2 separate regions of the Homo sapiens genome follow, and region 1 is linked to region 2. A link is a loop called in an ENCODE intact Hi-C map of the cell type or tissue named here. Cell type or tissue: heart left ventricle. All regions are shown on one strand. Links, peaks and the distances in the headings refer to the core of each region. The heading gives the core; the rest is flanking DNA.

Evidence for each region. A loop is a pair of places that touch in the nucleus more often than their neighbours do. Peaks named below come from ENCODE experiments on the same cell type or tissue, not always from the same donor. Only the 100,000 strongest peaks of a DNase experiment are listed, where the experiment ranks them.
Region 1: it touches region 2 in a loop (5-fold over the local background); 2 of 110 quality-filtered maps call a loop at or near these places.

The regions. Positions count from the first base shown.
Region 1 is chr11:2,997,975-3,003,184 of GRCh38, forward strand. CARS1 (cysteinyl-tRNA synthetase 1) reads right to left here. Exons shown (of 23, transcript NM_001014437.3): 21 at 4,567-4,626; 22 at 3,996-4,079; 23 at 2,955-3,274. The coding sequence ends at 3,140. Among named protein-coding and RNA genes, the nearest start is that of NAP1L4, 8.3 kb to the left of the region's middle. In heart left ventricle, for the core only: no CTCF peak of the experiment used is centred there; DNase peaks (open chromatin) are centred at 2,607 and 3,747; H3K27ac peaks cover 1,428 bases.
Region 2 is chr11:2,689,725-2,695,203 of GRCh38, forward strand. The region is part of intron 11 of KCNQ1 (potassium voltage-gated channel subfamily Q member 1); the gene reads left to right. KCNQ1OT1 (KCNQ1 opposite strand/antisense transcript 1) reads right to left here. Exons shown (of 1, transcript NR_002728.4): 1 at 1-5,479. Among named protein-coding and RNA genes, the nearest start is that of KCNQ1OT1, 7.5 kb to the right of the region's middle. RefSeq lists an enhancer at 3,147-4,014. In heart left ventricle, for the core only: CTCF peaks have their summits at 2,824 (motif pointing right) and 3,023; no DNase peak of the experiment used is centred there.

The DNA.
Region 1 (5,210 bases), core at 211-5,210, 310 kb after region 2:
AGTGGTATGATCGCAGCTCACTTGCAGCCTCCACCTCCCATGCTCAGGCAATCCTCCAACCTCAGCCTCCTGAGTAGCTGGGATCACAAGTGCGCCACTACACCGGCTAATTTTTTTGACTTTTAGTAGAGACAGGGTCTCGCTATGTTGCCCTGGCTGGAATCATTCTTTTCAATGCTCAAATTGTCCCAAACTTAGCCAGTAGGAGCTCCTGAAGCCTTAAAGTAATTATAGGTTTCCAGAAAACTGCACAGTTTGTTTCCTGATGGTCACACCTTGCCTGGCCAGAGTTCAAGATCAACACAGGAGACTGACATTGGTACAATGTGTGTGACTCTACGTTGTGCTATCACATATGCAGATTTGTGTGATCACCATGGAAACAAGAACACAGAAGTGCCCTCCCCACCAACCCCACCTCCTACTGTCCCTGTGCAGTCACTCCCCTCCACCTGCCCCCGCCCCCCCACCATCTTTAACCCCAGCTACCACCATCTGTTCTCTATTCCTACTTGAGAATGTTATCTACGTGGAATCACATGGCATGCAACCTTTCAGGGGTGGCTTTTCCAAACCCAGCAGAATGCCCCTGACACATACCACCCAGCTGCTATGTGTCACTACCTTGTCCAGTGTCCTCCTGACCTGACTTCTTGGTGTTCGAAAGCTCCCCTTTTGGGGCACAAGAGTGCCTGGGCTCAGCTACTCCTGCTGCTGCAGACCTGGAACTGGCCATTTCTCCAGGGGGTGGGATGGGGTTTAGAGCCCCAGATCGGGGCTGGGGCTGCTCAGTGCCACCAGGGCTGCCTTGCTTCTCCACCCTTCCCATCTACACAGTCAGGAAACAATCTACTTTTTAAAATCACAAGTTACTTCATATTGTTTTTTCTAATTCGTATTTAATAGTAAAGTGATTTTCCTTGACTTCTTTGATATTTTATCGTCTTACATTAAAAACTTGATTGCTAGGCTGGGCGCAGTGGCTCACACCTGTAATCCCAGCACTTTGGGAGGCTGAGGCGGGCGGATCACTTGAGGTCAGGAGTTCAAGACCAGCCTGGCCAATATGGTGAAACCCCATCTCTACTAAAAATACAAAAATTAGCTGGGCATGGTGGCGCGTGTCTGTGATCCCAACTACTTGGGAGGCTGAGGCAGAAGAATAGCTTGAACCCGGGAGGCGGAGGTTGCAGTGAGCTAAGATTGCTTCCCTGCACTCCAGCCTGGGTGTCAGTGATCTTATTTGTGTTGGCATACAGGGTTTGAAAATTATAATGCCAATGTTATTACTAACAACAAAACTATTGAATTGACTTTTCTGTACTTTCTTTGACCTTAGAAGATACCCCATTAAAGATGTGTAGCAAAAAATGGCCAATTCTCAGAAAGTTGAAGTTCTTTTCTTGAGGTTGCCAATTTGATTTATGTTTTTGTGCCAGATGGTACTTTCTGAAATAGCTGCAGTAGTATTTCCCATCCCTTCTGGAACCCAGTAATGCCCACCACAGGGTAGTGTCTATGCCTCCCCCTCCGCACGAACGTGGGTGGGCCTTGTGACGGCCTCCGCTAGGGAGGACGGTGGAAGTCAGGACATGACCTCCGAGGTTAGATCCTAAAAGGCCATATAGCTCCTGTCTCTCTCTCTCTCAGGACTCGCACCTTTGGAGCTATAGGCTGTTGCAACAGAAATCAGCCACCGTGAAGCCGCCAAGCTGGAGAGATCACACACAGGTCTCACAGAGGTAAAAGGTGCCCAAGCAGCCCTAGTGTGGGACCCAGGCACAAACTTAGAGATGACCCCATCTGCCTGCAACTGAAAACCAATCAACTGAGCCCAGTCAATCCAGAGCCATGAGTTATTAACATGATCATTGTTGTTTTCAGCCATGAAGTTTTGGGGTGATTTGTTAAGTGGCAACAGATAACTGGAACATGTTTGTTTTACTTTGTTTGGGGGACTTTTCTTTCTTGCTGGTTTAAATTTTTTTATATATAAAATACTGACAAGGTTCAAAGTCAGGCCTATCAATACCCAGAGACTGTCCTCATTGATTTATAACCTTAGTGCTCCCTGCATAATTGGGTGGGTGCTCTCAAGCTGTGCCAAGCACCCTGCTGATGCACAGACAGGCTGGTTCCAGCCTTTTGCTGTGTCACACACTACTGCAGTAAACAGCATGCGCATGCGGAGGGCAAGGACAAAGAATTGGCGCACCCACAACCCAACACTGCCACACTCCCCATGCTGAGGCTGCTGCCACCATCCACATGCACTGGATGGAGTGTCCCCCCCTGGATGTCCACAGCACCAATGACTGTCTTTTGTCCCGATGGATATGGCCTGGCACCAGCTTCCGCAGGCATGAAGCAGGCTGTGGTTTCTGCTTACGCCCTCCTCAGCCAAGGATGGGTAAGCACCTTCGCGTCTGGGTGGTGATTCTTAGTCCAGGTGAACCAGGTGTGGAGGCAGGGTGGCAAGGACAACACTGGGCACTGGGGACAAGAAGGCCCCTGCTGTGTTGAGACCACCCCCACAACTCACTCATTAGCCATGCAGATCCTGGACTTGCTGTCTCCAGCGGCAGTTCTGGGCAGCTCGCCAGGGGCCTGCCTGCTGAGCCACTCGCTGTGCTGCTGCCCAGTATGGAACGGCTCTAGGAAAACCTGCAGTGTGTTTATTCATCAGAACCCGAGGGCAGACTGAGCGGCCTTTGTCTAGGGCTCAGCAGGCTCTGCCAGTCTGAGCCTGTCTTTTTCCTACTCAAATACCTCCCAATGTGCCCACACACCAGAGATTAGCCGATAGCCATCAGCATGGGGGAGAAATTCCTCGGCCAGCTGAAGCAGCTCAACTGACCCAAGCACCTAAGTTGTGACCTGCTGACCAAGCGGCCCTGGCTGGCCACCAGGCCTCCTGCCAAGTGCTGAACATGCAGAACAAGACAGAGAGGGTCTCACTGTTGAGAAAAATTTATTATCAATGTCTCAGAGCCAACGACGACACGAACCTACATGAACACAACTCTTAATTTAGGACCCAAGGGTGACTGTAAACATGATAGGAGCGCTGGGACATTGTCACTGAGGCAGACAGCAGCCACTAGTCCACAATGGTTTAAAAAGTCAGTCCTGTGCCCCCTCACTGGAAGCTTCCATTCTGGGCCATCTGCAGATATTCCTTGTAGAGCTTCTCCTGAGCCTCGAAGAGCTTCTTCAGCTTCTTGGCTTGCCCTTTGCTGAGCTCTTTGCCCTCCATGTCATGTGTGGGCAGACCCTGAAAACCCAGAGCACAGCGGCTATTGGTCTCCTCTGCACCTGGGTAACCCCAACTCCCCTTTCTTTGCCCTCCCGTCTCAAAGTGTCTATCTCCCTGATGCAGCCATGTCCTCTTGCTTGGACATTCAGTCACCACACTGCTCTGGAGCCAGCACACTCATCTGGCAGTGCTGGCTCCAGCAGCTAAGAATGGGAGAGGGGCGACCAGAGTCTGGGGGTGCTTCCTGCCTAAGGTGAGGGGCACTGTGCCCCTCAGAGCCTACCCATGGCTGAGTTCTGACACAGCTGGCCCAAAGGTACATAGCAAACACATCCAAATGCCAGCAGGGAGGGGCCTAGAGGTTTGGAGGCAGTGGCTGTGAATCGCTATGACAAAGGAAGAAACTGGGGGTAGGAGGCCTATCTGCGCCACGGCACTTCAGCCAGCTTGTGAGGGCCTGGGTGGATCTTGGCCCGGGGCCACAACTCCCAGGGCTAGGGACCAGAGCTCACCACACCAGTGGAGGGGGCCCTGGCACGGGCTTGCCTAGCTGCCTGGGCTGTGGAAGGAGCTCAGTAGTTGGGCCAGGAGGCCCTGGACCTAAAGCGGGTGTCAGATTTGATTCCAAATTTTCTACAGACAGAAAATCTGCTTGTCCAAGGTTGAAAATTCCTGTCCTCCCACTTTAATGTGGTCTGATCAAGTTCTGAATAGAAGAGAAGGATGCTTACATGCTTACATTTTCATCAAACTTGGAGTATTTGTCGGTTTCTGACAAGAACATCTCACTGGGGGGAATCTTCATCTTGGCCAGCTTTGCTGCCTAGAACACGCAACACGGCACAGTCACTGCCCCCGAGCAGCACCTGGGGCTCCGCACTGTGAACGACATCTGCTCATACCTCCAGCCCTCAACTTGCTTCCAAGCCCTCAGATTCAGAGTGCTATGAAAGATGGGAAGGGGAAAGCCAAGGTGGAGGGAACATACAAGGAATTTAAAATTAAACCAGATGTTATTTCTACAGGAATAGTGGAAAGCTTACTAGAAAACCTAATAGTAGTAAGTCTATAAACGCTGTCTTGGAGCTTGTGACCACATGGCACAGCCTTCCCCTTGGCCAGGCCTTCCCTGCACCCCATGTGAGAAGGGCCTGGCAGGCCTTGGGTGGTGGAGGCAGAAAGCGGAGCTCCTTCTGTGAGGGTCTGCAGGGGCCTGGCTAAGGTCCACGGAGGCACAGAGAGCCACAGGGCATGGGGTCAGGGTGCACTCCTGCCCAGTAGAGCCCTCACCCCCAAACAAAATGCATTACTTCTTGTTCCTGTTTCCTCCGGGCCGCCTCCTCTTTCTTCTTCCTCTTCTCCTCTTCAACCTGGAGGGTCAATACAGAGCCAGATGAGACAGGGCTGCCTCAGGCTGCTGGGTCTCTCGGAGTGAGAGGTCTAGCCAAACAAGCCCCTCTCCTAGGGCCTGGCATGGAGGGCTGAACTCTGACCAGGCCCTCCCCACTGTGGGGAGACAAGCCCATGTGCCGGGCAGCACACCGACCCTCTTCCATTCCCTTTGGGGATCCTCAGCGGCACCCCTGGGTGCCTGGCCCTGCCCTAGATGCAAAGGTATGCAGCAGGCAGACAAACAGAACCAATGCTAAAAGATCCAGGCACCACTAACATGAAGAAATGGACCAGCATGGTGAGCCTGGCCCAAGGAGAGAGGATCTGTAAGGCAATGACCAGGACAGCACTGTGAGGGTTATCCTGAGTGGGTCTTGGGGTACCTGGGAAGGAGCAAGAGCGCCAGGGCAGGATGGGGATGGTGGGCGGAGGGCAGCCTTGGGGGCTAGGTGAGGAGACCAGAGCCCACTCCAACCAGCAGGCAGCACCCGGGCAGGGGCGAGGACAGTCTGATGCTGCAGGGAGAGCTTATTAGTGGAGCCAGCAGGCTGGGTGCCGGTGA
Region 2 (5,479 bases), core at 227-5,226:
CCAGAGACTTAGTCTCATTTGTTTACAGGAGACTGATGGGTTCCTGAGCAGCCTAGGAGGGGAGGGGAAGCACTGCGTTCTCAGTGTGGTGCTTGGCCCTCCCAGGTGCCTGGTTGTGGCCTGCCACTTAGCACCCACCCCTGCCTATCCAGCCCCATCCCTGGGGAAGGTTCCCACCTGCTCCAACTTCTGGTACTCCCAGGCTGCCTCACCCAACGATGACAGTGACTAGCCTCAGAGCCTGGCTGCTTGGAAGACCTTTGCCCAAGCAGAGAACTGTTGAGGAAGGTGAGCCTTCCGAGGGCCAGCCCTGCCTCTCCTCCCCTCTCCTAGCCTGCTTCTGTCTGGGCTGAAGGCACAGCAGGGACAATCGCTCTTCCGGGGTTAGAACTGGGGGAGCAGGGACAAAAAGCGGGCAGCCCTCCCCAGCATGACAGGATGTGGAAGGCTGGTCTCTCCAGAGACTGGGCTAAACTCTGCTGTGTCAAGTGCCTGGTGACCTCAAGCAAGTCATTCCATGTGGCTGAGCTGCTCCTTGCTGCATCTGCACATATGTGTAGTGTCTTCCTCCCTGTAGGATTGTCACAAGGATTAAATGATGTCAAGTCTGAGGCTGCCCTGCAGCTGCTGTTTCCACTACTTGGCATGGAACATGTGCCAGACCAAAAGAGCTATCTCTCTCCCTGCGAAAGGCTGGGGTCCTGGGAGCTAGAGCTGGGTTAAGATAAGAGCAGAGACTGGGTCCTGGGAACAGCCACTGGGCCCAGTCGGGGGGGTCTCAGCACCTATCACAAAGAAAGTGCCACTGGGCCTAGGGAAGGACAAGAAGTAACATGTCAAAGATGGGACAGAACCCACCTCCTGGCAGGGAGTGGGGCACACATATGTGCATGTTCATATATGTGTCAGAATGCGTATTTGTCAGTGTATGTGTGTCAGTGCACATAGGTATAGGGGCTGTCTCTCAGAATTCCTGAGGGCTTTCCATTTGATCCCAGTGGTTGAAGATGGAGTATGATCCCAAATCCCTTAGGTGGATGTGGCCTGGCAGGGGGTCAGCAGGAGGGAGGTCCCTGTCTCCTTGGCTTCCAGCTTCCAGGCTCTGGCACTCCCACTGTTAGGAACAGGTACCTTTAGGGACACAGGAGTGTAAGCCACTGTTTCCGTCTGGGTTTTGTCATGTGTAGGTCCCAGCGGCTTTAAGCCAACCTGAAAGGTTCATTTGGGAGTCACGGGTATGTGTCAACAAAAGCCCACCAGACCATCAATGAAGTGGGCAAAAGCTCTGGGTGAACTCTTGGCTCAGGTATCAGGATATGCTGGGTGAGGGAAATAATGGAGGCACCTTTGTTCTAGATGCCTGCAGATTCCTGACAACAGTAGGGGTGGAGGCTGTGCAGACCTGGTGCAGAGTCTGTGCTGGCCTCTGGCCTCTCACAGCCTTGGGAGGGGTGCTCAGAGCTCAGCTGTGTTTAAAAATTAGCAAGTGGAGGAGTTAGAGGATCTGCAGTTAACCCCTTGAGTCTCGGAAGGCTGTTTGAGCCACTAATCAGGAAGGAGAGCTGACAAGAAAAAGGCGATGTCTCACCCCTGAGCTACAATCCACTGCACTTACAGTGACCACCCATCCTGACATCTTGGGCTCAGGCCTCTGGGTCTGGGCATAGAAGCCCAGGAACTGCTGTCTGTGGGGAGTCCACTGAAGCTCCCTGCCCCCACTGAGTCTCTGATGTTGACAGCCTCTTTGTTTTTTCATCTCAGCCTATTCAAGGCCATTTTTCAGCTTGCTTGGCTTTGCATTAAAGTTGGGGGGATTTCTCTATCCTGAGGTTATGAAATACCTCAGCAAGGACGAGGCCTCCCTGAGGGAGTCAACCTAGCTTGTTCCCTGCACGTACTGTGGGGAGGTCCTCTTTACCGCCACAGTTCCAAGGGTGAAACAGAGAACCAGGTGGGGAAGGGGTCTCTCCCCATCTGTCCAGGGGAGAGGCAGCCCACAGGGAGCCACACAGGCAGGGGACATTCCACTAGGGCCATTTGCAGGCCAGTGGCCATCCACTGCCAGCAATCAGAGAATCACAAGCACTGGATCCAATGTGACCTCTGCCAGGACCATGACCCCTAGGTCCTCTTTTCCATCCCTCCAGTTCTCCTGGCTTTCTTGCCATCTTTCTGGCTCTATCCTCAGTCTCCTTGGCAGGTTTTCCCTTCTGGCATGGCCACTAAATGCCAGTGCCTTTCTCTATGCAAACCATTTCCCTAAGCTGTTCCCTCAGCACCAAGGGCTTCCAGACCACCTGTGAGGCCCTGACCCCCCAAATGTCTCTCCAACCCAGCCAGACCCACATTCCAGTCACCTGCCCCCACCTCCTCTCCACAGCCTCCATCATTTTATAGCCCACTCTACTGAAGGCCCCTGTCCTTTCAGTGTCACCCATCCTTTCAGTGGCACAAGTCAGAAGTTCTGGGGTCATTTCCGATACACCCGCTTCCTCACCACCTGCCCATCACCTCAAGCCCATCACCAAGCCAGGCTTACTTCACCCATCCATAGTTCTAGAGGTTCCCTGCTTCCCTCCATCCCTATTGCCACTGTCCTGATAGGCCACCATTTCTCTGTACTGCAGGCATCTCCTAACTGGCATTCTCACATCCCCTGCCCCATTCCAATCAATTATCTACTCAGTGGACAGACATCCTTTCAAAGTTTAGAGACCTGTGGGTCTTGCTTAATCCTGCAGCTGCCTTTCTGGTAGTTCAGATGCTTGGCTTCTTTCCATCCCAGGTGCTCACAGGCTCCCTACCACCAGAGGGCCCTTGGCCTGCCCCTGCCACTTTCCCCAAGGGAGTTTTTCAGACCCCAGGCTAGTTCCAGTGGGTTCCTGCTATACACCTGCTGTGCTCCCAGGCCTCAGCACTCCCCTCAGGGTGCAAACGGTCCTTCAACATTAGTTAGTCTTTCTCCCCTTTGTCCACTAACCCTGGGAGGGTAGGCAGGTCCCTGCTCCTATCAAATCCCTCCCTCTGGGCCAGGGTCTAGTACCTGCTGAGTGTTTGACAAATATTTCTTGAATGACTGCATCCCTAACATGAGGCAATGATCATTCCCCTGCCTGTTAGACATAATTCACTGCCTGGGAAGGCACTGTGCTGTGTAGATGCAGCAAGCTGGCTAAAATCAACTGTAGCATGGCCTATGTCCCAAGCAGGTTGTCCTGCCCATACGCTCAATAATGAGGCCCACTGAACTCTCCTGGTTTCCAGAAGCCTCATAAGCAAGCACGCTCAGTGAAGGAACAGGAAGTCCTTTCTGGAGCAGGGGGAGAGAAAGGCATCCAGTTAGCCATAGAGGGGAATGGCTCCTTACTCTTTAAGAGTCATTTGCCCCAAGACTACTTTCTGTCAATCACCAGATAGCCCTCAGTCTACACTCTGTGATCCACTCATGAATATCTGGTCTGGCTCTGCGTTCCAGTCAGACCCTTTTCTGAGAGGACCACAAGTCATAGCCCAGGGCTACCTGTACAGCTACCAGGCTTAACAACTCAGATGCACACCCTCCACAACTGCTCTTAGCACCCACAGGCCTGGGCCCTCTCTCCCTGCCCTGAAGCCAACCAGACCCTGGGTGGGGGCCGAGTCTGGCCAAGCAGCAGTGTGTGGAGCTGGGCCTGGGCCTAAGCTGGGAATAAGCTTGTTTTGCCAGGCGCTGGCCCCCCATCGAGTCCCCATTCTCTAATGCTAATTGCTACAATTAGCAGGAGAAAGGCCTTTTAGATCCATTTCTTCTCCTGGCTGAGGCCCGGGCTGCTAGGGAGGTTGAGCCCAAGGCTTTTCGGAGGAGCAGGGATTCTTCCATAAATGAGGCCACATTTAAATTGCAAACAAGAGCTTCGCCCAGCCGTAGGAAAGGCTCTGGGAGAAAGGCTTTTAGTTCCGCAGACAGAGCAGCCAGAGACTGGGTGCGCTCCAGCCTCATGGGCCTTCCTGGCTGGTGTGACTGGAACCCTGGGTTATACAGGCTCCTGCCAGTAACCTGGACATGCTGGGGCCGGCCAGTTCAGAGGAGCATGGCACAGGCTGATAAAGGCACCGGAAGGAAAGGCAGTATTAGAGGCCACCCCTTGCCCTCCCATCCAGGCCTGCTCTGAGGGAAACCCTACTCGTCCTCCTCCTGGAGTGTACTGCAAACCTGGATCCGGTATCCGCTGAGAACCACTCATTCATCAGTCTGCACTAACTGGAGAAGGTGAGCAGGCCCAGCCCGGCCTCTCTAGGCCACCTCCAACTTGGTCAAGCCACAGGTGCCCATGCCATAGATGGCTGAGGGACGGCAGCTGACACGTAGTTCCAACTAAACCTCTGGGTGGCAGCCCATAGGTTGTGGGACTGGAAGTGCTTGCCAAACAAATTATACTGCTGACCAGGGAAGAGGGTACTCTGATTGGCCAGGCCTGGGCCAGGGTCTTTCTCACCGAGGTGGTGAGGCTATAGGTGTTAGATGTGGCAGGATGCAAGCCAGGGCCTGCTGCCTTTAAAGAGCCACAGCAGAGACACCATCCCAGTCCCAAGAGCTGTTCTAAGGAAGTGGTTGTCATCTGCGGTGCCCCCCAGGGGACATATGGCAATGTCTGGAGATATTTTTGGCTATCATGACTATGGGAGAATTACTAATATCAACTAGGTAGAGACCAGGCAGGGTGCTAAACATCTTACAATATAAATGACAGCCCCTCACAACAAAGATACATCCTGTCCCAAGCATTACCAGTGTGGCTGGCTAAGAAACCCTGGTTGCAAGGGGTCAGATTTTGACATGCTATTTGCTTTCTCACTGAGTTGTGAAAATGGAGGCACACTTTCCTGGCCTGGCCTCTTCCTTCGTTCAATAAATGAATGAAACCATTCAACAGAAATCTGTGACACACCCACCATGTGCGGACCCTATACGGAAGACAGATATGCTCTCTTGGGGCCTCTCTTCCGGTGGAAGAGATAGGCAGCCAACAAATAAGTAGATGTCTAAGGAACTAGAAAAGCGTAGCCTGTGCTTTGCAGAGACTCGAAAGGTAGTCGTCAGCTAGTGAGTGACTGAAGGGGATGACAGATATGGCAGGTCAGAGCAAAATTTCCTGTGAGATTTAAATAAGAAGAAGGAATTGTCAAGGGAAGATCACCAGAAAAGACAAGCCAGGCAGAGGTGGTGAAGGCCTTGGGGCAGGAGGGATACTTGGCAGATTTAACAAAGAAGAAGAAGGCTGGCAGAGCCAAAGCTCAGTGAGGGAGGACAGTGGTCAGAGAGGTAAGCAGGGCAGATCTTGTAAAAACCTGATGGAATTTGAATTTTATTTCCTAGAAATAGAAGCCACTAGAGGGTATCTGGCAGGAGAGTCATGGAGGCACATTCATTCGTTGGTTCTTGGCTTTTGGGACTCTGCACAGAGTTGATCACAGCCCTCAGCCTATGAAACACTGTCAC